Linked DNA regions of Mus musculus: all the other regions are linked to region 3. Evidence: chromatin loops called from intact Hi-C (ENCODE). Cell type or tissue: heart. All regions are shown on one strand. Region 1 overlaps Dclk1 (doublecortin-like kinase 1). Region 2 holds the start of Smad9 (SMAD family member 9). Region 3 holds the start of Rfxap (regulatory factor X-associated protein). Region 4 has its middle 5.8 kb from the start of Supt20. Region 5 holds the start of Ufm1 (ubiquitin-fold modifier 1). Region 6 overlaps Spg20 (spastic paraplegia 20, spartin (Troyer syndrome) homolog (human)).

Region 1 (5,000 bases), 550 kb before region 3:
GGGGTCCACTTGGCGCAATGATAAGAAGCATGCGGCAAACTCCCATGCTGCCCACTAGTGAGAGTCCTTCACAGAAAAGCTGACTTCTGCCTGATTAAGCTCTTCCCACCTGCCCCGGGGCGTCTCCTTTTCCAACTGCAGACTTAAAATCCTCTGCTATGAGCAGTGACCCCTGACTCTGAGATCCACCTCTTTCCACTCCACAGCGTTTCCATCCATTGCTGTCCCCGTGGCTCCCATAGGCACACCTCAAACTGATTCTCACCGGTACATGTCTAATGACACCTCTCGCCACAGCCCGGCCCTATTCTCCTTCTGACCGCCCTCTCCTCATCTCATCTAGTCTCCAAACCACTTCTGGCAAATTCTTTCCTCTTGTAGGTTCTCAATTAGCCAAATCAACCAACCTGACATGTGATACTGATGGCCTACTAAGTGCTCAGCTGTGTGAGCATTCATGTATGAGGAGGGGAAGAGAGAGGGAACCAGACACAGATAGATGGTGTTCAACAAAGTTTACTCATCTGTGTACAAATGAAGAATTAATAGACACTAGATCGGAAGTGGTATCGGAGATGGGAAGCGTGGGTGGTAAGCAGCAGACACTCAGCCCTTCTCACAAATATGGAGACTGGAGGCACAGAAGATCGCTGGCGTCTCCTGAAGTAACAGTGCATCGACCATGAGAAAGACCCTCCCATGCCTTCAACTGCTCTGAGGTTGGAAGCGAGCCACTGCTGGGCACAGCAATAGTAACACTTGCAGGCGACTCAGGTGGGCAGGGCTGAGATGCTCATCAGTAGAGACCCTGTGCGCTAAGAGGCAAAGCCTCAGAAGTGACCTGGAGGTTTAAGCCTCATGGACTCCGGATTTAGGGAAATAAACCGGAAATATTCAACGGCCCTCACCAGATCTTATAAAATGGCCAAAATAGCATGCTGTAGTTTGGATATGCATGCACTCAAGTTGTGTCAGCCATTCCTCAGTAGACCTTCAGAAACCAAGCACAGAGCCATGAACATCACAAATCCTGTGTGTGTGTGTGTGACGCTCCTCAGAGAGCAGCCGACACCATGATCGGTTCACAGCCTTCATATCTGAGCCTCTTTACTGGGAGTGGTAAGAGGGACAGGCGTGCCAACCACCTGGTGCTTGCCCCAAACAAGGTAGACTCAACCGCCTTTTGTCCTCAGACTCCTCTGATCAGTTCTGACAACATAAGCTCTGACTGGTCTGACCCCACTGGGTGTCCTTACTAGGACTGTTCAAGGAGACTGAGGACAAGGAATGACTAGGGCTGGAATATTCCGGATCAGTGGTATCAGCTTGAATCACAGAGACTAGGGGTACAATAAATAAGTACAGGAATACACTGCCATTCTCAAGGAAGAGATCCAACTTCAGATATCACCCCAGAGGTGTACCAGTGGCAGAAGGACATTTAATTTTTTCCCACAAGTGGATTCAAGGTGGGAAGAGGCAGTCCCGTAGCCGTGCTTGGTGAGAGGATGGCCCTGTTCTCCATCAGGAGCTGTCAACTGACACCCCAAGCACAAAACCATGTTCAGATGTGTAGATTACAGGAACCAGGATGGCCATTTGTCCCTCAAAGGAGGCCTTAATGGCTCGTTACTACAATTATCATAAATTGGCATCAATTTCGAACCTGTCAGTGAATTTCCATGATTTATGTTGTCCTTTTCCATATAACAAGTAAGCCCATGTGTGTCGTGGTTTGAATATGCTTGTCCCAGGGAGTGAGTGGCACTATTAGGAGGTGTGGCCTTGTTGGAAAAAAGTGTGTCACTGTGGGGGTGGGCTTTGAGTCCCTTCTCCTAGCTGTTTGAGTCTCTCCTAGTTCCCTTCGGAACAAGATGTAGAAGTCTCAGCTCCTCCTGCACCATGCCTGCCTAGACGCTGCCATGCTCCCACCTTGATGATAATGGACTGAACCTGTGAACCTGTAAGCCAGCCCCAATTAAATGTTCATAGCAATGGAAACCCTAGCTAAAACAATGTGTGATGATTTTATTATGCGCTGGTTTTCATTATTAATCCTTAATATTAGATTATAACTAAGGGGGAAAGCTACATAGTAGAATGCTTTCCCACTTTAATAACAAAATAGAAAATGTAGATGCTTGAAGAAACAACATGTAATACCACAATTGTCCACAGAGTGGCAGAAGAACTCCAGAAAAGTCAAGCTAGACTTGCAGCAATTATGCTGAATTCTACACACACACACACACACACACACACACACACACACCACCTTTTATAAGCTCCACTTCATAAAGAAATACTGCGAAATGACACTTGTTAGCAGAATCATGTGGGTATTCTAAAGCGTTATAAAATAAGCTTAAATCTTGACAATTTAAAATCTAACCAGAGTAAGAACTCCCCATGTGCAGAGTCCAGAGACTTTGAAGCCCCACCCATGCCTCCTCTGGTTCTCGGGTCCTCAGAAAAGCTCTCTTCTTAAGTGAAATCCATATGTGTTGTTTTAAAGACAAGGAACATGAGCCCTCCAGAGTTTAATCATTAGCCAACCTGTCCCCAATCTTTCGCAGGGCTCTGCTTAACAATGAAGCCTGGCAAATGGGTGTTCAAAATGTCAGACCATGGCGGAGGCAGGGGCCAATGGCTGCAAAGTGATGCCAAATGCCTTCCCTAACAACCATAAAGTGATGGATGACAGAGCCCTGACACAGAGACCTCAGCCAGCCCATCCCGTTCAGGGGGTCAGGGTCAGGACAGACAGAAAGCAAACACACAGAAAGGTTGAGAGGCAAAGAGCATCTATAAGGCATGGTCCTCAGATCTGTGCTGCTCATCTGAGGCCCTGTCTCGCCCTGCTTCCAACTCCAGTGCCAAAGGACTGACTCACTGCAATGTCAGCCCAAAAGGATACTTCTTTCTTTGAAAAAGATGCTGAGTCGGCTCCATGTCAAGTGGTGTTGATTCATGGGGAACAAACCCCGGTGGCCGCAGGCCAGCCCTGGTCATTTACCTCATTCAAGTCTGGGAAGCTGGAGCGTAGCAAGCCTTTTCAGTGTGTTACCACGCGGTAAGTGCTCAAAGTGATCTTTGTCTCTGCAGAGGGGACCGCATGCAGGCCGCTGGGTCCCTCTCGCAGTAAATATGAAGGATTCTCTGCACAGCAGTGGCGTCAGGCCTGCTGGATCCCAGCACACTGGCCCCTCTTTAACCTCAAGTAAAGAATGTTCCAACGTAAAGTCTGCCATCAGAGACATAATAGAATCTCCTAGTCTGGGGTCTGCTGGAAAAACCGTTTATTTTTATAGTGTGGTAAAAGACTCAGCACATAAAAGCTACCATCATGAATATTTTTATTACTTACGTATTTATACAACTACCACCACTGTATCTCTTGAACACTTCTTCATCTTTTGAAACTGAAACTAGCTTTCAACTTCCTCCTCATTCTTTCCCTCCTCTGACCTTAGCAGACACAGGCCACCTTCTCTCTCTGTGACTTTGACTGCTTCAGGCATCTCATAACCGATCATACAGTATTGGTCTTGTCCTCCTATAATATCCTCACGATTCATTCATTTGTAACCTGTGATGAAATTTCATTTTTTTTTTATCTTATTACTATCTTCTTGTTGGTAAGCTTTCATTGTTTGGGACAGCTTTCGTTTGCAGCAACCTTGAGCAGAAGTTGCAGTTCCAACCTCGCTACACATACACAGCCTCGCCTCCTAGCGACACTTCCAGCAGAGCAGTGTGTTTGCTACACATGAAGAATCCACACAGACGCGTCATTACCACATGCTGTCACGTGATCCATGGCTTCCACCAGGTTCTCTTTCAGCACTGCATATTCTGTGGCTCTGCATAAGCGTAGGGCGTGCACCCACTGTTAGAGTGTAATGCAGTTCACTGCCTCAAGAAAGTGTCTGTGTATCTTTTATTGGTAAATATTTATTTTTATTTTACTCATAGGCTTGCTTGCCTGTACGGATCTAAGTGTACCGTATGTCTGCAGTGCTCATGGATGCCAGAAGACAGAGTCAGATATCCGGAAACTAGAGCTCTGCATGGACCAAGAACAGCCAAACATAGGCTGCATCTCCTGGGCATTTCACAGTTCTTTACAAGCAGAGTTCAGATGAAGGATTTGCACTCAAGAGGAAACTAGGGGCTGTAAACGACAGCATTGGCTCCAGCCATCTGGCTTACTCGATCTCCTCTACTATCCAACATCCTTGGGCCTTGAGTTTATAAAATGTCACCAATCACCACCATTAGGACAAGCTACTCCGTGAGAAAACTCCATGTGCGATGACTGGGTGTCACTAGTGCCAGGCCGGAACCAGGGAGCCAACACCGTTCGTAACTAGTGACTACAGAACCATCTTGGGAGGTTCCCTTTGTCCATGGCCCTTGGAGAGGTGCCTGACTTTTAGCTCAGAAACATCTTTAGTCATCAAAGAGTCTGACAAAGAACAGCATAGACCGAACCGGGCTGGCGTCCTCTCATGGCCTCTGAAAGACGTTGGCAGCCGAAACTGGGCCACCGTTTAGTCATCCCCTCAGACCAGACGGCATGGTTGTGAGCCGGCTCTGGGTGGTCTTCATCCTGGGTCCGAGCTGAACAGAGCCTGGGGGATAATCAACAGCCTCACATGACCTAAGACCTCGGCATCTCGAGGTGGATGGGAGACACTCTGTCTCTCCTCCAGCCGCAACGCTGAGGAGGACGAGGGGGTGGCACAGTATTACCCTAGAATTCCAGAAAATTAGGAAGTCCAACCACCTCTGCTTTCCAAATCCTTTTTCTTTGTCATCTGTGTTCTGCCACCAGAAGCCTTTCGAGTCCCAGGGGGGGATATCTGGCAGAGAGGAGGGGGTTTTGTTGTGTGCCTTTCTCGTTTCTATTCATAGTTCTTTTCTTCTATTTTCTAGAATTATCCTGACCCAGCTCTCCTCCCTCCCTAGACTTCTCTAACATTCAAGCTTTGCCTTCC
Region 2 (5,000 bases), 52 kb after region 3:
TAAGACCTAGTCTGTGGGTGAAATGCTTTTATAGATTTTATTTCAGAAGGGACCCGGGTTCAATAAAGAGAGTTTTTCATTTAATTAATATTTATTGACTAAGTCCTGAGCCAAGCACTGCAGTTAACAGTAAAGGAGGGAATAAGGAAGAAATAGGTGAGCACGTTGTGCAAAGCGACATAGGCTCGGAGGACATACCCACCACTAAGGTTGTCTGAGAAAAGTCCGTGACCGTGACTATAGCACTTGGGCAGAGCCGACAAAATGAGGAGGTGTCCAGCAAATATAGGGATCTGATGGGAGGTGAGGCCAGAGGGAAAGGCATTCTGAGACTGAGCCTGGGTTCAAGGAAATAGGCCGATAAAAGGAAAGTCTGGGTTTGCGTGGGAAGCTGTAATTCACTCTTGTAACCCCAATGGGAGGCATGGGAAAATAAGCCTGGCCAGGGACACCCTGTATGAGGCAGACCAGGGGACCTAGGCTGGGTGCTGGCAGGGTGAAGACACATGAAGACGAAAACCCAGTTTGCATGGTCCTGATAACATCTAATGCTGGCATTACTCTTAAAATCCTAAGTACTTTATTTAGTTGGCACAGGCATGCTTTACTGGAATATTTGCTTTTAAAGGTTAGTTGATTGCCAGGGAATATTTGTTTATTTTTCTATGTCCCTGTTCTTACACAAACACCCCTCAGGTTAACACAACACCCTCCTGTCTGCTCACAGCATCGAAATAAAATTTAGGCAACTTTCCAAATCACTAACAACGGTAATAAAGGGAATAAAAACCCAACGGCCCAGAATTACAACAATTTGAGGAGATTCGTGCTTTCAACCTACACCCAGTTTGCTGGTTTATTCTGGATACACCCATTTCTGGATTCCTCCGTACGCACAAGAATAAACAGAAGTCTACGCTAAGCTCTGTCAAAACATTGGGATTTAATGCCATGTTTCAAAAAAAAAAATAAAACCCAAGAATATTTATATCATAACTCTGACCTTCCCACCCTGGGTAAGTATAATTTAGATCATATTAAAGCAAGATGATGAAATTGTTTTCTTGTACTAGGGAGGGAAGGTCAGATAGAATCAGCTGCCTTCATTCGCCAGTGACCATCTCTCTCCAACTCGGCAAAGAACGTTGCACTCTCGCCCATCAGAACCCAATTATTTGTAAAACTGATATTGAATTCTTTTATTCATACGAAAGAATAATTTCTTTGATTTTTTTTTTCTCCTCCTCCTCCAATTTGGCCACCTGGCCAGAAAAGATACACAAATTTACCATTTATTCAATGCTTAGATATCTGGGGTGACGTTTCCTATAATAGAAATGTTTCTTCTTTTTCTTCCTACATCTTAGGGTATCAGAGACACAGAAGTTTATACCAGTGAATATTTTCTGATTTGCCCATTAGCTGGGGAATATGTCAGTAAAAGCAAAAGAAATATTTGATAAAGAAAACACCAAGTGCCTCATGCTGACTTTAAAAGACTTGACAAGTGCTTAAGGTTAACTTTAATTTGTCTCTGATTTTTAGACAACTCCACTGGTAAGTGAGCTTGCTGGATCCAGACTAGGCAAACATTCTCCAAAGCATAGCTCAAACTGGGTGGGGGTAGGGGGGTGAGGGGAGGAGAGGGGAGCAACCCGACAAAGCCAACCACTCAAGCATAAAAGTGGGGGGCCTCAGTGTCAGGAAAGACTCAGAAAAGGCTGGCTTGCAGGAAGCTGCCTTGTCACCAAGGAGTCTGTTTTCAGAAATACTTGACACCTTGATAATCTTAGCATATTTTAAAGGTTCCTTATTTATAAACTACCACACCGGTTTCTTAACTGTGATGTCCTTGGATAATCAACCACAGATCTAAACTCATGTTCCTGGCTTTCTAAAGGCAGAGCATTGAATCCTGGTCGTTTGCTAGAGAGTGTGCTAGGGCTGAATTTTTATTTCCTTTTTAAAATATAAATGAATAGTTTTTTAAGTGTAAACATCCGAAGGCATTCCTTCTCATTGACAGGCATGCTAGCACATTTCACAACCACAAATCCTCCCGAGGAGTGGCCTAGGAAGCGGCAATGATTTAAAGGGCCGAAGACTACCGTTATTCTCCACTCCCGTTGCTAATTACATTTTTACAGAACGTCGTCAGCAAGCCATAAAAGTAAAAATGATTCCTAGTGTTCTGTGGCTGTGCATTTGACCGAATTACATACAATTTGCTTCCAAAAGGAGATCCACTTCATTTGTAGGTTATTTCTCAGGAGGACCAGTTCCAGTCCAGAGATAGGCTGACGCTAACGGAGGACCTCAAAACTATCATTTTAAATTGCCATGGTAGAGAGAGGGAGAGAGGGGAGGGAGTAAGAAGTGCAGCGATTAGCCACCCTTAAGAAGGTTCCCCACACGCCTCCCACAAGGCCGGCGTCAGTCAGTCGCCTGCATCTGTCCCCACCTCGCCCCCTCCTGTCTGCGCAGCGCTGGCACCCAATGGTAGGCCCAGGAGAAGACAAACACAACCCAACAGCTACAGACACTCAACATTCCTAACTTTTTTTCTTCTCTTTCTCACTGTGTATGCCTCAAAGGTAAGCAGAGAAGGAAAAAAAAAATGACATGAGTATGAAATAAGGCTTCGTAGCCAAGGGTGCCCTGGAGTTTTAAAATCTCCCCCAGAGTCACAATAACTACCTTACACGCACTCACACTAGCCTCTTTACTGTCATGCTCTGCAGCAAAGGACTACTTCCCGGAGCTGAGCTCCAGGGCGCCTGTCCCTGGGTACAGGACAGTGTGCATCCTTCTGCACTCGGCCCACGCGCATCCCGCATCCCTGCCCACGCCCCGGGTCACGCGTCGCGCCATAGGTCCCAGGTGCTGGGATGCCGCGGAGCCCTCGCACACTACAGACACCACCCAGGTTCTCCACGGAGAACCAAGTCCCACGCCTGGGGACCTCAGGGGCCTCCCGAGTGCCCACGCCCGCGGCATGGCAGCGCTTACCTGTCCGAGAGGTGCCACGCGTGCCCCCCGCGCACTCCGGTTGCGCGGTAGCTGCAGGGTCGGCCGGGCGGCGGCGGGACCGAGACAGCGGCTCCAGAGGCGTCAGTCAGGCTGGAGCCTCCTCCTCGGCCGCCCGCGTGAGTGCGCCGCGCTGGAAGGGCGCCAGGCGGCCGTGCGCGCAGCCCCAGCCAGGAGGGGCCAAGCGCCCTGGCCGCGCCACGCTCCCCGCCCCGCCGCGCACCCGCCCGCTCTGCACATCATGCCTGCAGAGAGCCTTCAGGGACAGAGGAGTCTCCGGGTCATCCCCAGAAAATGTCCTTCCCACCTGGACAGGCTGTAGGCAGCAGAGGGAGGGGGGCGGTTGTCCTCCCCTCCCCTTGCTCCAGGAGAGGCAGACAGGACCACCAACCATGCCTGTCTCCTGAACCGCAGAGTCCTGGTCCCTGGAGGCCACGCTTACTGGCTGTCTGTTCCTCTGAGGCATGACTGGCCCTGGCATCAGCCCAAGAACATCTAAACGAGCTGAGTGGCAAGCAGAGTTTCAAACCAGTTCTATAATATGTAGGTTGTGATTTCTTATCCAGCGTAGAATACATGCTACCTAATCTACTCATGATATACATCATGGGCACGAGGAACCTTCCTGCCCAGTGGCCTGGCTATCTCCTAGGTTGCCTGCCTCTGAAAAGCCGCTTGGAAAGTGGCACCGGTATGCCGAAGGCCTTTGATCCCTCACCAAACCTCCTTATAGGTCTTCCAAGAGGAAGAGGATGGTACAGGGCCACCTCAGTCAGCCCCAGAACACAAATGTCCACTAAGAGGCCAAGGCACCTTTGAAATGTAAACGAAGGTCCTTCGGTTGAACTTCTTTTTCTAATCCTCAAACCTCCGCTTTCTGGAACACGGGTAGTTTTGCATCATCATCCAAGTGTAGCCTAGGAGGGCCTTGCTTGTAAAAACAGATCGCAGAAGTTTAAATGCCTCTTTAACTTCAAATCGAAAGTGTCTTTCTACACCTGGCTCATCTACCCTGCTGTAACCGAGCTATGATAGGTTTCTGATTGACCTGGAGAGGAAGAAACCCCAGAAGAAATACTGTCCGGTGGTGGTGGAACGTTCCAAGCCATGGGCTGGAAGAGGGCTGTGCTTTGTGTATATTTAGAGGCAAGTAAACTAATTAGGTTCTCTGAATCGATACCTTGCAGCTCAGGGATTCCACCCCCCTCCCAGAAATGATATTAAAGAAAGAAGTGATCCAATCAGATTCGGAAGAAGCACAAACTGTTGGAAGACCTCTGCTAAGCAGGCTCAAGCTTCCACAATGGAGGCTGTGAGTTCACAGAAGTCAAGAGACATGTAGGAAGGGGTAGGGGTGGGACGGGCCTTTGTGTGTCCTCTGCCCTTTCTGGACTTTACTCCCTAAAGGTTAGGGAGATAAAACAGTAAGACCTGGTGGGATTCAAGAAAGGGCAAACACCAGCCCTGGAGAAGAACACACGCTGATGGATTCTTTTGACCACCCTGGTTATAAAAATTCTCCTCTCTAATCTATCTTCTTCTGCGTTTTTTTTTTTTTAATCATATAATAGGAACATAATTCTCTTCCACCACAGCACTGTGTTACAGAAATGCACAGGAAACCAGACTGTCAACAGTTGTGATGAGGTGGTAATTCCCTTATAAATTTGGTTAGGGACCTGAAAAAAAAAAAAAAGCACAGCTAAAATTTTCTGGGAGAATATACCAATTGGGAAGACTGTGAGCATCCTTGCTGTTCCTACTTCTGCCCACATCTGTTAGACGCACAGTGCTACAGCTGGGCTCCGAAGTACCCTGCAAATCTGTGTATGAAACACACCTGCCTGGGCTCCAATGAGTGGCAGTGTTGGGAAGTGGTTTGTTAGAGAAGTTTCCCTTACTGGCAACATAAAACTGAAGAGGGTATAAGTACCCTGGCTCCTTCTCTGGATGGCCATGAAGTGACCTCATCT
Region 3 (5,000 bases):
GACTTTTACACCTTTTATGATGACTACTTTTGGTGGAGTTGAAATGCTGTTTTCATTCTGCATTTGTGTAGTTCGGTGCTTTGTTCAAAGTTAAGTGTTTTCAGAAAAGTATGTTTTGCATGTATTTTTTTACAGTCCAAATTTTGACTGCTGAGAAGTTTCTATTGTAAAAAACTTCATTTAAAAGGTTTTTCTACTGAATCCAGGGTATTCTGAAGATCGAAGCCTGTGTGTAAAATGCTACCAGATGGCAAAAAGCAACAATAAACAAGTTTGATTTAAAAAAAAAAAGTTAAATGGCATAAATCCAGAATTACCCTGCAATCAAAGATAAATGTAAGTGGTACAAAAAATGAAGCCTTTTTGTAACAATACTAGGATAAAGGTAATCTTATAAACTAGGTGCGTGATAGATAAAACAGAGTTGTGTAAAAATCTGTGACAGTAAGATGGAGAGGTGGCTTCCTTGCTCAAGAGTTTACCTTGCAAGCATTATAACATACATTTTATTCCCAAGACCTCACTAAGAAAGAGACAGAGAGAAACATGGAGGGAGGGAGAGAGGGAGGGAGGGAGGGAGGGAGGGAGGGAGGGAGGGAGGGAGAGAGAGAGAGAGAGAGAGAGAGAGAGAGAGAGAGAGAGAGAGAGAACTGGAGAGAAAGCTTAATGGGTAACATGCTGCCTTCCAAGAATGAGGACCACAATTTCATCCCAGCACCCATTCGGAAGCCCACCATGGTCATACATGTCTGCAACCCTAGGAATGGGGCAGGTTCTACTGCTGGATTTACAGAGTTTGTCAAACTAACCAATCAGTGAGCTCTAAGATTAGTGCATGTGGTTGTTTCACTGTGCTTGGCCCAGGGAATGGCACTACTGGGAGGTGTGGCTATGTGGGAGAAGGTGTGGCCTTGTTGGAGGAAGTGCATCACTTTGGGGTTGGGTTTTGAGACTCTTCTAGCTGCCTGGGAGTCTTCTGTGTGCCCTAGAACAAGATGTAGAACTCTCCGCTTCTCCAGCACCATGGACACTGCCATGCTTCCCACCGTGTCGAAGATGGGAGAGAATGTTTGCAAGCTACATTTGATGAGTAGTTAACATCAGAATGTCTGCTGGTGAGATGGCTCAGTGGGTAAGAGCACCCGACGGCTCTTCCAAAGGTACCACATAGTGGCTCACAACCATCCGTAAGGAGATCTGACTCCCTCTTCTGGAGTGTCTGAGGACAGCTACAGTGTACTTGCATATAATAAATAAATAAACAAACAAATAAAGAATTCAAACAAAGGCTGGGCGTGGTGGCGCACGCCTTTAATCCCAGCACTGGGAAGGCAGAGGCAGGTGGATTTCTGAGTGGATTTCTGAGTTCGAGGCCAGCCTGGTCTACAGAGTGAGTTCCAGCACAGCCAGGGCTATACAGAGAAACCCTGTCTGTCTCAAAAAAACAAAAACAAACAAAAAAGAAAGAAAAGAATTCAAACAAACGTAATAAAAATAAGTAATAACAATAATAATAACCTAATAATCCTATTGAAATGGGCGATGTAGTTGGTTCACAAAGGAAAGCATGCAAAGACCAACAGGTGTATGTAATATACATCCCTAATCCTGAAGAACAGTGTTATCTATCTCATCCCAGATGAAACGGTTATTATCAGAGATAAGATATCTATCGAGCACTGGCGGGGGTTGGGGGAATACGGGAAAAGGGACCTCTCCTACACTGCTAGTGTGAACGCCAACCCGAGCACCCACTATGGAAGACAGAGAGCAGCTTGTGGGGAAAATAAAAACAGAACTGTCACATGAGTCAACAATCTCATTACTGGGAATGTCAGAAAAGGCAGGAGCGTCCGCACTGGGTAGAAACCCTAAGGCGAACCAGAGCTTGTGAGCAAGCTTTCCTCCATGTCCCCATGGGACTTGACTGGGATGCATTAGCCAAATAAACCGTTTCCTCCTCGAGTTGTTTCAAACTCCTCTTCAGGCCTCTCGGGAACCTAATCTATCCAGAGACGTTCCAGGAGAGACGCGTTTTGAACCCGTCAGGGAGGATGGGTCCAGGCAGAAAGTGTCTCCTGGCCGTCCTCCAGTCTCCATTCTCCAGTCTTTCCAACTGGTGAGCGCCAGGCGAGCGGAGGACAGCTGCGCATGCGCAATCGGGACTTCTGTCAGCCGCTCCGCCCCGCCTGGAAGGAGACAGGGTTTCTCTGTGTAGCCCTGGCTGTCCTGGAACTCACTTTGTAGACCAGGCTGGCCTCGAACTCAGAAATTTGCCTGCCTCTGCCTCCCGAGTGCTGGGATTAAAGGCATGCGCCACCACGACCGGCTGTCAGCCGGGTTCTTGGTCAGCCTGCACCTAGGAATCGCTTGCGGATGGCCGCCGCGCAGGCGCAGTCGGTTCTGTCTCGCACCTGCTCAACCCCGCCCCTCTCGCCGTTCCCAAGCAGAGGCTCGCGGACCGCTACGGCGCACGCGCAGTGCAGTGCTGGCGGTTCGGCTCCGGGACGTGCGGCGGGCTGCCGCTTGTCGAGTACGGTTGTGTTTCTCAAGAGCTGACGGGCCGCGGTGGCGGACCCGGGCTCGGGCGGCAGCACGGAGGCGCAGGCTGTGCCCGAGGGCTCGGGGCCGAGCACCGCCAGTCCCCGGACGGCCCCTCCGGTGACGGTGCTGGTGATGCGGCAGGACGAGGCCGAGGCGGACGGCGCTCTGAGGCCGGGCCTGGCGGGGAGTGAGGCGGCGGCAGACGCCGAGGACGAGGCGGGGGACGACGACGCCGACCTGCTGGACACATCGGACCCGGCGGGCGGCGGCGAGAGTGCGGCCAGCCCGGAGGAGCTGGAGGACGAGGACGCGGAGGGTGGCGGCGCAGCGCGCAGGCGAGGCTCCAAGACCTGCACGTACGAGGGCTGCCGCGAGACCACCAGCCAGGTGGCCAAGCAGCGCAAGCCCTGGATGTGCAAGAAGCACCGCAACAAGATGTACAAGGACAAGTACAAGAAGAAGAAGAGCGACCAGGCACTGGGCTCTGGCGGCCCGTCCGCGGCCAGCACAGGCAACGTCAAACTGGAGGTATGCTTGCTCCTCGGGGCCCCGGGGCCAGGGCAGATGGGTGCCAACCTACTTGGTACACACTCAGGGTCTCCCCAAGGGCTCATCCTCTGCTCCAGCTGACATGGGCACTTTGGAGGTGATCTACACCTCTCCTTAGTAAACCCTTCCCAGTGTCTACCCCGAGGCATCCGGCACATTGACACACCCTGTTGGTTTTCTGTAACTTTGGTGACTTTGTTTTTTTTTCTTAGACTCCCTGGCCCCTGAGAAAAGTTGGATTGACAGTGGGGTAGTAACTTACAGCACACATGGGCGTTGCTCGGTTGCTTGATTCAAGTCAAGCTTGGAAGAGAGACGCCAGTGCCCTGCAATTGGGCTTCTGCTGCTAGCTGTCTGTATTTAGGTCCATTATTCATCTCCCTTAAGTCTCGGCTCCCTCGTCTTTTGCCCTTAAGATAATGCCCAATTAGTGTTTCTTCGGATTTATTTTGGTTAGGTGAAAATTATAAGTGGTGTGCATTTCAGCTCAGACCCAGCAAAGTCCACCTAAGTATTAGAGCTGTTTAAAAAACAAAACAAAACCCGTAAAAAGTAGAAAGACTCCTTACCACAGAAGTTCCTTTTGAAGGGGAACTTCTAACATTTGTGGAAGTTTGGCCTAGATGACTCAAAATTATTGCTACTATAAACGTCTGATTTTTGTGGTATTAGCATTATCCTACCTACACAGTGCAAGGCCTGGAGTTGTGAAGACATAAGGTTCTCTACAGTCAAGTCAGCTATAGCATTCCATGTACTGTGTATGTAAAGGAAGCGGTCCTATAAATAGGGTAACTGGGGAGAGTTAGAAGAAGAAAAAAATCTTCGCTTTTGTGATACTAGAATCCTCTTTTAGAGTTTTTAATATTTTGAGACCTAAAACATGTATGTATGGAAACCTTCTTATAACAAAAGTTTGCTAAGCATCTCACGATAAAGGTGCGACGCGGATGTTTTAATAGACAACTCGGAAGCCAGTAGATAAAAGGCCAAAGCTTTCCCAGAGGCAGAGTGTTTCACTTAACTTCAGCAGCATTCTTTTATGTGAGGAGAAGTTCAGTGTTTAGATTCATTCATATATGGGATTAAGCATTACTAATTTGAAATGGGATTCAGTGTCTCGGGGACAGGTTGCTGTTGCAGAATTTGCCTGTTGGCTCTGTAGTGGTGGCCTCTTAGCTGTGATTTCTAGCCCCTTCCACCCAGTTTACTCTGAAAGCTGTTTGCTTCTGTAACCAGTATTTTACTGCCTCTCTCTTCTTGTGGGTGTGAATCAGGTATGAATCCAGTATCTCATTAGCAGTAGATTGCCTCTGAGTTAATTTATTTTGTCCAAAAGCAGGCAGACTGTTTGGACTAAAGATTGCTCCGTGTGAGATTTCGGTGTCACTTGTCATTCTCTTGCAACAGTGAAAACAGGCCACAGGTATTTAAACTTCCCCTCTGCCCAAATAGCTTCAGTTTGAGACCTTGCAAGAGACTGCAGATCCTAGATTGGGAAGCCTGCAGGGAGGAGGGTGCCTGCAGGGAGGAGGGCATTTACTTAGAAATGACTGCCAGTACCTGTGACTTATCTACAGGCCTTCCTAAAGTTCCACAGAACCTGAACCTAAAAAAGGAGAAAGATCAAAGAGAGAGATGTTCATTATCACTGAAATACCTGCTGTTGTGGATTACAACACCGTATTAAATGTTTATCTTTGATCCCAGGAAAGCACAGACAACATACTCTCCATTGTCAAACAGAGAACAGGATCCTTTGGTGATCGCCCTGCAAGACCTACTCTTCTAGAGCAAGTGTTAAATCAGAAAAGACTGGTAAGTGCTTGTTGAGTGGTTGTAGATCTGTTAGTGAAAACCGCTTGTTTTCAGTGGAACTGTTTTTCCAGAACTGCATTGTGTCACTG
Region 4 (5,000 bases), 120 kb after region 3:
TGTCATGGTGGTTCATGCCTGTAATCCCAGCATTCAGGAGAGACACAAATCTAAGGTTTGTATGTTACACAGTGACTTACAGGCTGGACTTACAGAGCAAGACACTGCCTCAAACAAACCAACAAAAAAGCCATTCATGAAGACAATTCTGTCTCCACTGGACTTTGTCACTGACTCTAGGTGAGCATTGGTCTTGTGTCAGAAATCAAAACAGCCTAGATCTGAAACAGAAGTCGTGAGAGTACAACAGATAACCTCCTAGACAGAGTAGCTGGCAATGGAGATGTCGGCTGACTTTCACAATGGTAGATTAAACCACAGCAAACATGCAGATTTCATTCTGTAAGGATTTGATGATCATGTTTTTGGTTGGTTTTTGTTTTTGTTTTTCTGGCCCTTAGGCTATTTTGCTCATGGTTCACAGTGTACCTTTGCACCACCTGGACTGGGCTAGCATTGCAATAAGGATAGAGCAAGGCTCCAGCACAGGTCCTGGCTGCTGCTGTTGTTGTTATTGTTATTATTATTGCTCTGGCTGACCTGAAACTTGTTATAAAGACCAGGTTGGTTTTTAAAACGGCAGAAATTGATCTACCTCTGGCTCCTGAGAGCTGAGATTAGTGCAGACTACCACAACTAACCCTACACTGAGTTTTAAAACATCAATATCAGACAGTATCAGACAGAAAGCTGTTCCAGCAGAGGCCCACCCTCTCTGGCCCTCAGAGTGCTAGTGATGCCAGTCACTGTCAGGGATCTTGATGTCCTGAGTGCCCCCACATTTGTGTGTCTCAGTTTTGTGGTTGAAGGCTTGGCTTCCTAGCTCTAACCTGGCTACATGCTATTTTCTTGAGTTTCATTTTCTCCCCTGCTCCCTAAGTCTTGCCTCTCTGTAGCCGGTCCTTATCACTGAATTCAAGGCATTCTTCTCAGTGTGAAGTGAAGGCTAGGAGAGAGGAGTCACAGTACTACCAGCATGTATAAGGGCTTAGACTGGATTGAAGACTGCCTGGAGGCCTTGGTGATGGGTGTTGGCAGCTTTCCCCCTCTCGTAGGCAGGGTCCTGCCAGCCAAGGCCTATGGACTGTCACCAGGGCCTGAGATAGTCCAGAAACTGGCACGTGGCTTCCAGTCCGTAAGTATGTGGTCAGATGTTCTAGACACTGAGATGTAAAGCACTTGGTTTGCCCTCCTAGAATGTGCCTTGCTAAGGTTGAGCTTGAGGTAGTCTGAACTCCCTGTAATTCTACTGCCTGATGCTCTCTATTTGACTTGTTTTGTCTCCCCACTTAAAGAGGTCTGCAGTTAATAAGCGTAACGGCCTGGGTCATCAGCCCTTGCATCCCTCCTGAGCCCAGCTTTTGACTCTTTCCTTTTTTTGTTATCTCTTCATTCTCTTTCATCCCTGGTCTCCCTTGGGACCCTGTCCAGAACCTTGATGAAGCTGGTTCAGGCCTTGTGTGGATACCGGGTGAGCTGACCACAAAGGTGGTAATTAACAGGGAGGATACAAGATTACCTGGGTACTAGAAATTTAGTTAAATATTTGAATATTAAATATTTTTGCTCAGCCCCTGGTGTTCACAAGATAAACTCATCTTTGATATTGTTATGGCATATCCACCAGAGAAGACTCAAGACACAGGTTTAAGCCAACAGAAAGTCTTTATGAGCAGGACAAGCCACTATCCTGGGTGTTTGGGATCCCAGTGTAGCCCCAACCTTTCTCAGGGCAGATTTTTAAGCACAAAAACCATATTCTGGGTTGACACACTTGTTAACATGAACAGTTAGCTAGAAGCAGAAGCCAAAAAGCAAGGTAAGTACATTTAGAAACTTTTCCAGAACTATGGACTGTGGTTGATTAGGTCTTTGTTCAGGTTTTTAGCCATGTGAGCATTACATAATGGAGTCAGTTATGCTAAGATCAGGATTTCTTGTTTGTTTGTTTGTTTTTCGAGACAGGGTTTCTCTGTATAGCCCTGGCTGTCCTGGAACTCACTCTGTAGACCAGGCTGGCCTTGAACTTAGAAATCCTCTTGCCTCTGCCTCCCAAGTGCTAGGATTAAAGGTGTGCGCCACCACTGACCGGCCTAAGGTCTGGGTTTCTAATAAGGTCTGGGAACCTGTTACTTAAGGCCCTGTGTGGTTTGGTCCGTCTGTGCCCCTATTTTCACACACTGACCTTCTACTTACTAACCCTTATTTTGTCAATGATGTTTTTACTGTTACTTTCCAGAAGGATCTCCCAGGCTTGCTACAGAGCTGTAGATGCCTTTGAACTCTTGATCCTCCTGCCTCCAACTCCCAAGCTGCTGTCATTTCAGGAATTTGCCATTACACCTGGCCTCAAAGTTGATTTTTTAAAAATAAAAGTTCAATTAGTTTCACATTTATTTTATTTTACTGATTGTTTCTCATTAGGAAAGTTGCAGTGTCATTTTCTCATCGTGACATTAAAATTATTTAGTAGACTGGTTATTCTATGTAGCCACTAGAGGTCAGGACTTCACTTAAAAATAAGTATTGCACTGGTTGTGATAACAGATTTAACTTTTGGCTTGTGAAGGAAGGGTTGACACAATATTGTTTTCTGATAGTTCCCTGTATTTGTCAGGGTCCTTCTCTAGAGTAACAGAATTTATAGAATAAACCTCGATAGATAGATAGATTGATGATAGATAGGTAGGTAGGTAGGTAGGTAGGTAGATAGATAGATAGATAGATAGAAAATGGATGGATGGATGGATGGATGGATGGATGCATGGATGGATGGATGCATGGATGGATGCATGGATGGATGGATGCATGGATGGATGGATGGATGCATGGATGCATGGATACATGGATGGATGGGTGGGTGGGCTGTGAAGTTCTGCTCTTCCTGTTTCAGCCTCCCAGTTATTTTGACTGTAGGCCTGTACCACACTGGCCTTGAACTTCTGATCATCTTTCCCCAACCTCCAGAATATCTGGGGCTGCAGATGTGTGTCCTGTCTTAGTTGGCTCCAGAAGCACTTTTATAAATTGTGGGGTTTGGTCAGGGCCTAGTGGCATACACTTATAATCCCAGCACTTAGGAGTTGGAGGTAGGAGGATCAGGAGTTCAAGGTAGTCTTGGCTATGCAGCAAGTTTTAGGCCAGTCTGTACAACATGAGAGATCCTATCTCAAAGCTCAAAGAAAAAAAATCTTATATGATATTTTGTTGTTTGATTTCCAGTACTGAAAAATTGATTGAACCCAGGACCTACTTCATATAAGCAGATCTATCACTGAGCTATATCCATGCCCTTTTTAAAAGTAATTTTTGTGACAGGGTCTCTTTGTAGTTCAGGCTAGCCCAGACTTAATGAGTCTGCAGTTTCAGCCTCCTAAGTACTGGAATTAAACAGCACTACCTCCTTTGGTATAATTAATCACTGACAAATGATCTAACATCACAATTTGTTAGGTAAATACTTTGTTTAAACATAAAAAAAAACAGCTACTGGGATAGTTAATGAATTATCAGTGATTTCCAATGTCTTTTGCTAGTTTCTCCATCTTCCAAAATAAAATTTAATATTTTCTCTTTCAGTCACTTTTCAGAGAAAGCTCATAGTTCTAGAATGAGGTATTATATATAAATATAAAGTTTACAGAACATTAGAAGTTGTGTCTGTTTTGCTTTTTGAGACAGTCTTACCATGAAATGTAGGATAGTCTCAAACCCAGGGGCTTCTCTCCTCAGTCTCTTAGAGCTGCTGTGACAAGCGCACACCGCCACGCTGGGTGCTTAGACAGGGCTGAGCATCCCACCAGGCACCTGTTAATTCTGTTTCTATAACTTCTGTTTGATAACCATGTAGACAGCACGAGAAATCGTATTGCAGAGCTGAGGATGAGTGGTGGGCTTCGGCACTCAGCACATAGAAGCAGAGGGCTTCTGAGTTTCAGGACAGTCTGCTCGACATAGTGAGTTCCAGACCAGCCAGGTCTACATGGTGAGACCCTGTTGCAAAGTAAAACTCAGAATGTGTGTGTGTGTGTGTGTGTGTGTGTGTGTGAGAGAGAGAGAGAGAGAGAGAGAGAGAGAGAGAGTTGTATTTTGCCAGTGGTAAGAGAGAACATTCACACACAAAAGGAAACCTTCGCTCTCATTTAATAGGGTATTAAAGGGGAATTACTACGAGTAAACTACAGTGGGAAGCAAAATAGCCCATCAAGAGCCCTTGGAGTGACTGTTGAATAAACACACTGGCATGTTTGTATTGGGCTAGGGAATAGTTTAAGCACCTAGATTTTAGTTAATCCTGTTTCCCAAAGCAGTAATGTTCTCTATATTTGCATAGCAACCCAAGGAAGCCAAACAAAGATGGACTGCCAACAACAGAGGCTGAGTCAGATTGTGTGTGTGTGTGTGTGTGTGTGTGTGTGTGTGTGTGTAGTTTCAGATTAAACAACTGTATTGAGATTTAAACAACATATAGTTCCTCTTTAATTTTACCTCCACACAAAGAGTTAATATGAACATGGGAAATGAACCGAAAGTTACAAAGTATACAGGTGAGCTGTGTGAGCAAAGGACGCCTTGGGGGTGAATAAGACTACTGAATGATAGAACTGACTATGAAAAGGCTCTTCTAAAACTCTGAAGCCGTGACACGGGCCTGCCTGCATAAGATAGCCTCTGGCCTTAACAAATTGACAATTGCTATCCAGTCAACCCCTGGTTCTTCGGTCCACTACCTCATGTCAGGAAACTGCTAGCAGCACTTCCGTGTGTCTTGAGTCCACACATTCTTCCTAGGTTGCAATCACTCCCCTGTCCTCTGTATAATTTCATGCATGTTTACAGGCCCAGTTAAAGGTTCCTTTCCTTCACAAAGTGTTCAAGTAGATTAAAGTCCTGAGAGACATTCTTTTCCTCTGATATACATTTACAGAGTTTTGGTATACTTTACAAGCATGCAGGCTCTGTGCCTCATTGACTAGCTAGTTAACATCTGAAGGCAAAGC
Region 5 (5,000 bases), 940 kb after region 3:
TTTTCAGCAAATTAGAGGATCCTTTTGTTATAAAATTTGCCAATTGAAAATGACTTGATAAACTTTTTTAAAACACAAAACATTGAATGTATATGACTCTATAGTGTTCTTTCTAGAACCAAGGGGAAACTCTCAGGGCACTAGAGATGGCCATTCTTGAGGACACAAACATGTGGTGGCAGTGGAGGAATTAAAATGGAAAAGAGTATTCTAAACAGCCACAAATAGGTGCTTCCCACTATCTTTTGATAATTGAGTGGAAATGAAGACATGACCACACCTAGGTATTGTTGAAGACAAGGAGTTTATTGTAGATATAAGGGAGAGTTCAGCTAGAGGCATCTGGATGTGTCTAGACTGAGCCTGGTCATGAAAGAGGTGGGGAGAGTCAAGAGAGGAAGAAGAAAAGAGAAGAGGAAAGAGGGCAAGTAGACCAAGCGAGAAACTGAGGCCCAGACTATAGACTATCAAACATGGGGTATAGCACAAGAAACAACTGACACATACATAACTTAGGGGACTTAAATCAGCAGCTTGGTTTGGTTAGGGGAGAGGTGGAGCCACTTGGAAGGAAGCTCATATATGCCCCTCCCAAAATCTGTTCTAAAGTTGCCTGTAACATTCCAGTCTCAGGTGTGTCTTAGGAGCCTTCGATTTTATTTTGATGCAGTACGGTATTTCTGGAGTAGCCTTAGCATCTGACTATTGAAGTTGCATACCATTTGGGGTTGAATCTTGTAGTCACTGTGTTGTGTACATATAACAGAAACTCTGAACAAAGTAAGTTTGTTGACTATTCATGCCCACTTGAGTGGCAGGAGGGCTGTCCCTGCCATGCTCACAGACTTCTTCTTAAGCCCTTTCCCCAGAGATGGGGCAGGCCTGGCACCTACACTTCCCTACTGGGCTTAGCTGCCAATCCCAACGCTGAGGAAGAATAGCTAGGAGCCCTACTACAAGGGAAAACAAACAAACAAACAAACAAAAACCCTCCACCAATTCCTGAGCTCGCCCAAAGATCAGACCATGTATTTCCTCCAATCCCAGGCCACCCCGGAAATCTCTGTCCCCATCTCACCCCTCAGGAAACGCTATACCAACCCCATGTTTTGCCGGGTTTTCTGCTGCTTGTCTGTTTCTCATCCTAGCAGAGGCAGCCACCCTCCTGGGTTCTCCCCTCCCAATGAATCTCCCGGGTGAAGTGTGTTGTGTAGTGTGACTTTGTGGTATTCCTTGGCTCTGGACTGCCAGGACGACTTTCCATCCAAGACTTATGGTGTCCTTTTCAGCGTTGTGTCACATAGTTCCATACTTGAGCAGATACAAATTTTATTTAAAATATATGTGTATTCTTAGAAACAAACCAAAATTTGTATTCTAACTTTGTGTTATTTCAATAGATGGCACGGGTAGACAGGTAATTTTGTCTTCAGAGACAAGACTTTAGTCATACACATTAACTATGTAGTTTTAGCTGTTAGAAGATACAGGCCTTGATATCCATATCTACAAGTCAGTATATGTCTCTTGGATTCACTACATGGCATACAGCAGGAGAATATTGGAGTGCTACTTACAGTCAGCACCAGAATTCTCACCTTTGGGAGAAAACATTATAGACCATTATAGAAAACATTACAGGAAAGATGAGATGTAGTTCCAATGTTCTTAAGGGAGCTTCTAATCTATCAGGATTTCTCATGAAGAATCCACCTGTCATTCTAAAGTTTGACTGGGTCTCCTCTTGGTTCAGTGCCTATTTCTGGCTTCATCAACTTACTGCAGTATATATTTTTTAAAGGTATAGTTATTGTGAGATGGAATGCTTATCTTGGCGTTTACATTGTGATAAAGATGAAAGACAGCTTTCCCCTCTCACGATAGAAATCCAACCGACTGACAGATGCTAAAGGACTTATGCCTGATTGCTTGGGATCACAGCCTTTGGTTATGTCTGGTGTACACAGTGAGCTCAGCCTTTAGTTTAGTGCCTGCTGTACACAAGGTTCATTGGTCAGCTGAACAAATGTACCTGATTGGCAACCTTGCATTAGAGTTAAAGTCTATTTGGACACATCAAGAACAACGGGATATAGTAATGATTTTTTTTTCCCTCCAAAACCTGCTAGTGCTAGGATACAATTTTTTCTTCTGGGCCCTAACAGGAATCTCAGCATAATTCTATCGTGATAACTTTCTTTTGAAATTATTAAAAAGTCTGTAGTGAAGTGTGAAGTATGTGAAGAAAACTATAAGGTTAATACGGATGGAAATCGTATTATCAGAAATGCTAGAAAGATCAAAGAACGTTGTTAGTTAAAGCAACTGAGTCCAGCTTCTCTAGTATCTATCTGTGCCGGCTGCTAGGTTGCTTAGCAACTCCGCAACGCTTCCTCATCCGCCCGGACCTTGAGTCCCGGCCCCAGTTCCGCCGCCACGTCCGGCTTCGACTCAGTCCCTACTTCCGCCGTAACCAGCCAGTGGGGACCTAGCGGCCGCTCTGTTTGACATCCCTTATATTGCCTGACTAAAAATGTGTCAGTGAACTACCAAAAGTAGAAACATATCCTCTCTCTACCATTTACACTTCAACTTGATACAGACACACTCAGAATGAAATGTCTAACTGTGGGCTATCGGCCTTCTGTAGCCTGTGAGCTCCGACACAATTTTCAGGCGCTGTGTGGATAGCCGCGCTGGAGGGCGACGTGGGCCGCGAAGGCCCCCGCTGCCGGCCATCAAGGAAGCGCGGCGGGCGGCTGGGCGCGGTGTGTGTCAGGCGGTTCCACCATGTAAGTATCCGTCCCTGTGTCCCGGCCTTAACCCCGTGGCCGGTCCCGACCGTAACGCCTTCTCGTTCTCTCCGGCAGGTCGAAGGTGTCCTTTAAAATCACGTTGACGTCGGACCCGCGGCTGCCGTACAAAGTGTGAGTGACAGGCAGGGCTGGAGCTGGCCGGGCCTGGCGGGACAGAGGGGGACAGGAGGAAGGGTGCGGCATTTCTGCTGAAAGCCAGTGGCCCCTCGCAACGCTCTGGGTGGGCAGGTGCAACGGGAAGAAGGTTGGACGAGGATGGAACCCGTTTACTTGATTTAAAGGTCTTTACCTGGACCAGCTGTTACCGGAAGTTAGGGAGGACTTCCCAAGTCTGGACTTTTGACAGGTCCGACCCGAACACTCTTAACTTCAGTTTTTTTGCTTTGTTGTGTATAAACACAACGACTGGGTGCCTAGGTGCTGAACTCCCAGTCACACACACTTGGATCTTTATAAAAAGTGCTTAGCGGGATTGGGAAATGGGGGTGTAGGACCTTGTGTCCTTGTTGGGCCCTTCCTTGTGCTTCAGCAGTTCAGTTGATGGCTAACACAGGTTACCCAGCTCCATCTTAGTATGATTTTTAAGTTGACCCCTTTTGAGTTCCTGCAGCTGGAAGACCTATGCTAACCTGCGACAGACCAGGGTTTCCATAGATTTCATTCATGACGGGTTTGGTGGCACCAAGGCCCAGCTAACTGAGCTGAGAGCAGCTGTCATCGTTTTCTGAAGTTTCCCACCCGTGATCCATTCAGCCTCGTGGCCTGTGGTTCCCTTATCTTTCCATGTCTAAAATGGTCTACGTATCCCTCGTCTCTCCCGTAAGGGCTCATTCTAAACGGTTGTCTTCAGATGGCTGTATTCTCTTCCTCTGGATGATGTACCGCAGTGTGCCTTCAACAATAAAAGTTAAAAGTTTTCTGTCACTTTTGCCTCCCTAGTGCCATACCCACTCATTTCGTGTGCAGACGAAAGTCTGTAGTCTAGGTTTTTTTTGTTGTTTTTTGTTTTTTTTTTTTAAAGATCGTTTCTTTGCTAACTCCCAGGAATCTGATAGCCACCTCTCTGATAGCTTGGAATATTTTGCTTGGTGAAAAACCAAATTTATGTTCTCTGCACTTAACTCTGTTCCTGAAGAAATTACAATAGTGCTGATGAGTTTTATGTGAAACCCTCATAACTGGCACTCGACTGTGCTCCCCTAAATTTTCTCATTTTCCTATCCACAGAAAGTATTTTTGTCTTATTTCAAAATTTCCACAGCTCCTTTTCCCACCATTCAAAAGAAATCAGAGGGGACGCCTCTCACTTTTATGGAATGCCCGTAAACATCTCCCATGCCTTTACAAGAAAGCACATAGCTACTGTTGGGAAAGCCCCTTTCTACAGTCTTCCTGCTTTGTTCTACTGAGGATTAGGTTATTAATTAACATTTGGAAGGAAAAATGCTAGCACAAAAAATTCATCTGCGCTTCTGAGAAGAGAAATCCAGGCTTAGCCCTACAAATGTTATATGACATCGATGTTTTATGTGTTGACAAATAGAAACGTTTTCTCTGCTAGAGAGGTGTCTGGTTTTTGTACTTAATTAACACTGCCTTTAACATTTTTATTTTAAAACGTTAGACGAGAAGCAATAAAATAGACCAAGGCTATAGAAAAGTTGGCCTTGCTGACAGATCTCCTCCTGGGCATACTAGCACACCTATAATCCCAGCATTTGTGAGGCAAAGGCAAGCTAATTCTCTGGGTTGGAGGCTAGCGTCTTAAAGACACAGTGTCTTTAAGAAGAGAGAGAGAGGGTTCATCTAAGTGTCTGTCTGCCCATGGTCTGCACTTTTACCAACCTGGGTGGAGCCATGGCTTGGTGGTTTATTATATGGAAGTCTATAACATTTGTCTTCACAAACTAGAAGAGGATGTCAGATCTCATTACAGATGGTTGTGAGCCACCATGTGGTTGCTGGGATTTGAACTCAAGACCTTTGGAAGAGCAGTCAGTGTTCTTACCCGCTGAGCCATCTCACCAGCCAGGTGAGATGGTTTGTTAAGAGCACAGCTACTTTTGCAGAGGACCCAGGTTCAATTCCTAGCACCCACATTCCTAGCTCACAACTGGCAATGACTCCAGTTCCTAAGGATCTGATGCCCTCTTCTGGCTTCTATCAGCCCCTCTACACATGTGT
Region 6 (5,000 bases), 310 kb before region 3:
GGCCCTTCTCCAGGATCTCTAGCCTGGTGCGGACGTTCTGAAGCGTTTCCTTCATTTTCTGTTGCATCTGCCTGGCAGCCTCCCACGCAGGGCCTGTGTGCCCCGGCTCTGCAGCCGCGATGCTGATGCCCCTAAGCAGGTGTCCTATTCCTTGCTTGTAATAGTTCTTTGCTTCTTCCTTCTGCCCTAACTCGTCCGTGTTCAGTCCTTTATTAACAAACATAAAGGCCTTCTCGTATGCTTCCTTGATGATCTTAATTTCAGCAGGTTCTCCATTTTCTGGTTCTCTCTCCATCTCTGCAAGACAAGAATCATCACCTGCCATTAACCAGTTAGCTCGCAGTGTACTTAGCCCTCTTTCCTATGAGAATAGATTTCAAGGACAGAGGCCTCTCTTATCTTCTGTCCCTTCAAAGAAAGCACCCAATAAGTACGTGGTGAGTTGATAAATGTTATTGGTAGCAGTAAAGAGGGCAGGAGAGGTGGCTCAGTGGTCAGCTCCAAACTCAGGAGGGCCTCTTCTTGAGTGCTAACCCCAGTGCTGAGAAGATGGATCCCTGGGACTCATTGGTAGACTGCTAGTCTACCTCCTCCAAGACAGTTCTAGAGCCTGTCTCAAACCAAACCAAACCACATGGTGACCAACCCCTGATGAACATCACCACCCACTGACCTCTGGTCTCCAACGCATGCATACACCAGAGGGGGGGGGGCAATAGAATATCCATAAAACAAAGATATACATGTGCCCTAAGGGGGGGAACATATTCAGCTTTTAGAAATTACACATAAAATAGCTTGGATAGAGAGTTTATAAAGTTAGAGAAAATGCCCAGAATGAAGAGCAATGAAATGAAGGAACAACAGGAAATAAGAATAAAATGCGGACATTCTTTTAGAAAGCCCAATGTGAGTTCTAAAATGCTCCGAAATGCAGAATAGAGAAAAATGACGGACAGAAGAGTAAGGGGATTAACTCACAGAGAACAGATAAATCCAAAAACCAGAAGCACAAATTCCCAGGTTTCAACAGCTGTGACAGAGGCTGGAGAGCGAGCGGGCTGCCGCGCCAGGCAGGCTTCAGGACAGTGTCTTACACACTTCCTACCCTCTCACGTGGTGAGTGGAATCCCAAGCTGAAGCTGGAATTCCCAAGGTAGTTACAAAGTGACAGAGCTAGACTGGAAAGTAACCCAGAAAGCATCCGGAAACAGAAACTGACAGTGTCTGGTGTGCTCCTAAGTTTTAGGAAAAACTTATACAATTCTGGGAGAATTTGGGGTTTTATTAGTAAAAATGAAACATTACAGTGATAAAAACCAAAACAATTAGTAACTCCAGGGAAGACAGATGCCAAACAAAACCAAGAGAGTAATTGGGGAACACCCTGCTTCAGTTTTATTTCAGTGCCATAATATTAAAAATAGTGCATCTTGATGTTAGCAGATGACACACTACACTACACCACCCTGAGAGGACAGGAAGACAGGATGGAAAGTTTGTGTGCGAGGATGAAGGAGGTAAAAACCTCGTCTTTACTGCAGTGCCCATGACTGCACTGCAAAACGGAGCAACACTAGTATGCTACTGAGAGATAGGAAACACTAAGAACTGGGTCAGAAGACTGATCCAAGCTGCCTTGGAAGGGAGACAGGTTGGCTTACAAAAGTAGTTAATTCTTCATGTATATAGTGAAGCTGAATTACTTACTTTACCAAATAAATGAAAGCTTTGCAGCAGTCATGTCCAGAAAGATTACACTGGGGGCCACAAAATTAATTTTTATTTTCCAGGAACCACTAACAAAGTAAAATGAAACAGGTGAAATTTTAATGATAGCTTTTATTTATCAAATACAGCCACACTATTATTCTGAGTTGTAACCACTATAAAAATGATTTGTAAATACTTTGCTTTTCTTTGTGTCATGTCTTAGAAAGACAGCCTACACTGTACTTAAGAGTTTATGTCAAGTCCAATATGTCTGACAGCTAACAGTCAACTGTCACATGTGCCCCTGCTGGTCACTGTGGACTCCTTACAGCTTCTCAGGACAGGAAAAAAAAACCAAAACAAACATCAAGGAATAGAAGAGTGCTTCTATAACTCTACACAATGAAGGCACCACAGACTTTAGTAGTGAGACTTCCTAGTAGTGAAAAACGAGCCAATAGAGTGGACTTTAAGACAGTGGACAAGACAAGATCAGCCCCCAATTCAGGAACTAGCATATACAAGTGGCAATATAAAAACCCATGTTTGTCCTATCCTGGGGTCACTGCTGACACACGTTCCTTGCAATCTATTCTGCTGTGTCATAATGCCTTAGGCTTCCACGGATTCCAACCCCTTCCTCTCAGAAGCCACAGGACAAACATTCCATACTTCATTTCCCTTGGGGCACAAGAAGGCGTGAACTTAGGAGAGTGTAACCTTCTGACAGTGCCATCTATGAAGCGCTGGGCTGCAGCCATGGCTCTGTGGCTTTTGGCTTCTGGGCAGCAGGCTGGACTCATGTGCTCAGAATAAACAGAGAATCAAGCAGTGCCCAGGCATATCTGGGCACTGAAAAAAAACTGTGGAAAAAAAAAAAAAAAACTCTAAAAAAAAACTGTTTACCAAATGTCTCAAAAAGATTGAAAAGTTAATGATTTCATATGCTTTAATTCTCAATGTTGGTTACAAGAAAGTGGAGTGCCAATCGAAAGTACTAAATAAACAGTGCTTTCATTAGCTTAACAGTCCAATCACCAAGTCACGAACCAATACCTGCTCTAGATAACAAGGGTGGACTTTTAAACATATTCACGCTCTCTCTCTGTCTGTCTCTGTCTCTCTCTCTGTCTCTCTGTTGTGTGTGTGTCTGTGTTTCCCTCTCTGTCTCTATGTGTGTGTGTCTGTGTTTCCCTCTCTCTCTGTCTCTATGTGTGTGTGTCTGTGTCTCCCTCTCTGTCTCTCTGTCTGTCTCTCTCTCTCTCTGTCTCTCTGTCTCTCTCTCTCTCTGTCTCTCTCTCTCTCTCTCACTTGTGTATACAGATCTCTGCTTGTAAAATGTTGGCAGTCACATGCCCTGGGGCCTGGGGAGGTCAGAGGACAACTGGGTGTATGTCCTGGTCTTTCACCTTGTCTGAAACAGGGTCTTTTGCTTCTTTTTGTTTGTTTGTTTGTTTGTGTTTTCCTGTTTGGTAGACAAGGCTAGCTTCTGGGGAGTCTCCTGTCTCTGCCTCTCATCTCCCAATATGAGGGCAGAGATTATACCTTTATACAGGTTTGGGGGTTTTTGAACTCAGGTCCTCAGGGTTAGTGTCCTCACTCCTGTTTAAATTTTCTAATAAAAGATGTAAGAAACACCTACTTTAAACTCAGCTATGTATGTGGTTCACTCTGCACCAGAAGTAAAGTTCTGATTAAAAATACTTGGAAACTCAGTTCTATTCCACGACAGAGAAAGTAGCAAATAACTGTGCTTATGGGGAAACAGCCAGCAACAGGAGTTCTGATGCCAGCATGCCTGGTCTGTTACAAAACGGGGAATGGGAAGGGTTTGTTATTCAGATTATATACTGGCAGGTTAACATTTATAGGGTACAAAGTGATTGTGAAGTCTGATTTTTGAACTATTCTAATTTTTTAATATTTGTTTTTTAGTATTTTTAATTATGCATATGTGGGGGAGGGGAGGTTCCGGTGAAGCTGGAAATGGGCACTGGGTACTCTACAAGTGCAGATAACCTGTTAACTGCTGAACCATCTTTCCAGTCCCATTATTCAGACTTTTAATTTAAATATAGAATGATGAAATAAGGCTAATTTACTCATCACCCAGATATAACATTTTTAAAATGAAAGTAGCAGATTTTCGTCTCTCTCTGACGTGTACAATATTTCATGATCAACTATACTGAGCATACTGTACTAAGCTACATCCCTCACTCCTCCTATCTGGGTCGGGAACATGGGGGACTGATTGTCAGGGAGGGTTCAACTCTAGAACCATTCCAACAATTCTTTCTTGCTTGGGAACTGTATGTTTCAGATTGTACCGCGCACCACGTGGGCAACAAACCACATTCCTCAAAATACAGAGGTTTCCTGTTTCAAACAAGTCCTCCACAAACACAATTAAGACCATCAGGAAGGCACACCAACCAAGACCAGTTCCCTCAGAACTAGGAGCACTCATTATTCACTTAATTGCTTCTGAAAATTTTAAAACAGTTGCTAAATTCTTAGGTATCCGAGGGTCATTTCATCGATCAAAAACCGTTCCGTTTATAATACAACAAAGCAAATCTCGAGGATCCTTAAGCAATCCCACAACCATGGGGAATAACGGAACCAGCCGTACACTAGAGCAATAAAGTAGCCTCACAAAACCACACACACTCCCAGAGAAAACTTTTCTAGACCTAAAGTTAGGCCTCGGGGGTCCTTTGAGATGCTGGAAGCCAGTAAACTTGTATCCCAATTACCAATGCCCGCTCCATTCACTGCCAGTGTTGTGGCTCCTGGCGCTTTCAGCTGCCAACGTTGGACAAGCTGTAGAGGAGCAAGAAAGCCAGTGGGGTTTGGAGAGGGAACAGTGGCGGACGCACACTAGGGATCACCAGAGATCAGGGATGGGAGGATCCGAACCAAGGGACAAGCGAGGATCAGGGATAGGTAAACGCACACCAAGGATGCGCGGGGGCGCAGGATTGAAGGACCAGCGCCGGGGATAAGAAGGGACCAAGGATGGGAGGGCCAGCACCAGGGATGCGCGGGTTCCTGGGGCAGGAGGATCTAGGACCTGAGCGCCGCTCCCCGGGCCAGAGCTGTAGGAGACGAAAGATGGGCGAAGGCTCCTTCAGTACTAGCTGGAATAGCCTCAGCAGGACTTCTGGAAACTTCCTTGGCAGAAGGGCTCTCAGCAAGATGCCGCCTGGACCCGGGCCGCAGCCCCCACCCCCGCTGGGCGTCCCGGGGTGGACCCGGCTCACAAAGCCCCGCGTGACGCCCTC

Evidence for each region. Hi-C counts contacts between places; a loop is a spot of excess contacts. Peaks named below come from ENCODE experiments on the same cell type or tissue, not always from the same donor. Only the 100,000 strongest peaks of a DNase experiment are listed, where the experiment ranks them.
Region 1: a loop joins it to region 3, with 3.0 times the contacts of the local background. A loop is called at or near these places in 8 of 42 quality-filtered maps.
Region 2: a loop joins it to region 3, with 2.1 times the contacts of the local background. A loop is called at or near these places in 7 of 42 quality-filtered maps.
Region 4: it touches region 3 in a loop (4-fold over the local background); 3 of 42 quality-filtered maps call a loop at or near these places.
Region 5: it touches region 3 in a loop (9-fold over the local background); 4 of 42 quality-filtered maps call a loop at or near these places.
Region 6: it touches region 3 in a loop (4-fold over the local background); 5 of 42 quality-filtered maps call a loop at or near these places.

The regions. Positions count from the first base shown.
Region 1 is chr3:55,352,157-55,357,156 of GRCm38, reverse strand. The region is part of intron 3 of Dclk1 (doublecortin-like kinase 1); the gene reads right to left. Among named protein-coding and RNA genes, the nearest start is that of Gm9831, 49 kb to the left of the region's middle. In heart, a CTCF peak has its summit at 2,139; DNase peaks (open chromatin) are centred at 2,916 and 4,486; H3K27ac peaks cover 588 bases.
Region 2 is chr3:54,753,704-54,758,703 of GRCm38, reverse strand. It overlaps Smad9 (SMAD family member 9), which reads right to left and starts at 3,122. Exons shown (of 6, transcript NM_019483.5): 1 at 3,010-3,122. In heart, CTCF peaks have their summits at 2,463 and 3,120; a DNase peak (open chromatin) is centred at 3,203; H3K4me3 peaks cover 2,113 bases; H3K27ac peaks cover 2,327 bases.
Region 3 is chr3:54,805,271-54,810,270 of GRCm38, reverse strand. Rfxap (regulatory factor X-associated protein) reads left to right here and starts at 2,480. Exons shown (of 3, transcript NM_133231.2): 1 at 2,480-3,072; 2 at 4,804-4,911. The coding sequence starts at 2,596. It also overlaps the pseudogene Gm10254. In heart, no CTCF peak of the experiment used is centred here; DNase peaks (open chromatin) are centred at 2,430 and 3,010; H3K4me3 peaks cover 2,776 bases; H3K27ac peaks cover 1,755 bases; H3K27me3 peaks cover 281 bases.
Region 4 is chr3:54,686,788-54,691,787 of GRCm38, reverse strand. No RefSeq gene overlaps it. Among named protein-coding and RNA genes, the nearest start is that of Supt20, 5.8 kb to the left of the region's middle. In heart, a CTCF peak has its summit at 2,484 (motif pointing right); no DNase peak of the experiment used is centred here.
Region 5 is chr3:53,861,541-53,866,540 of GRCm38, reverse strand. Ufm1 (ubiquitin-fold modifier 1) reads left to right here and starts at 2,734. Exons shown (of 6, transcript NM_026435.5): 1 at 2,734-2,792; 2 at 2,871-2,927. The coding sequence starts at 2,791. In heart, no CTCF peak of the experiment used is centred here; DNase peaks (open chromatin) are centred at 2,440 and 2,740; H3K4me3 peaks cover 1,768 bases; H3K27ac peaks cover 1,500 bases.
Region 6 is chr3:55,112,281-55,117,280 of GRCm38, reverse strand. It overlaps Spg20 (spastic paraplegia 20, spartin (Troyer syndrome) homolog (human)), which reads right to left. Exons shown (of 9, transcript NM_144895.2): 2 at 1-297. The coding sequence starts at 295. Among named protein-coding and RNA genes, the nearest start is that of Spg20, 2.7 kb to the right of the region's middle. In heart, a CTCF peak has its summit at 2,030; a DNase peak (open chromatin) is centred at 2,440; H3K4me3 peaks cover 1,272 bases; H3K27ac peaks cover 2,704 bases.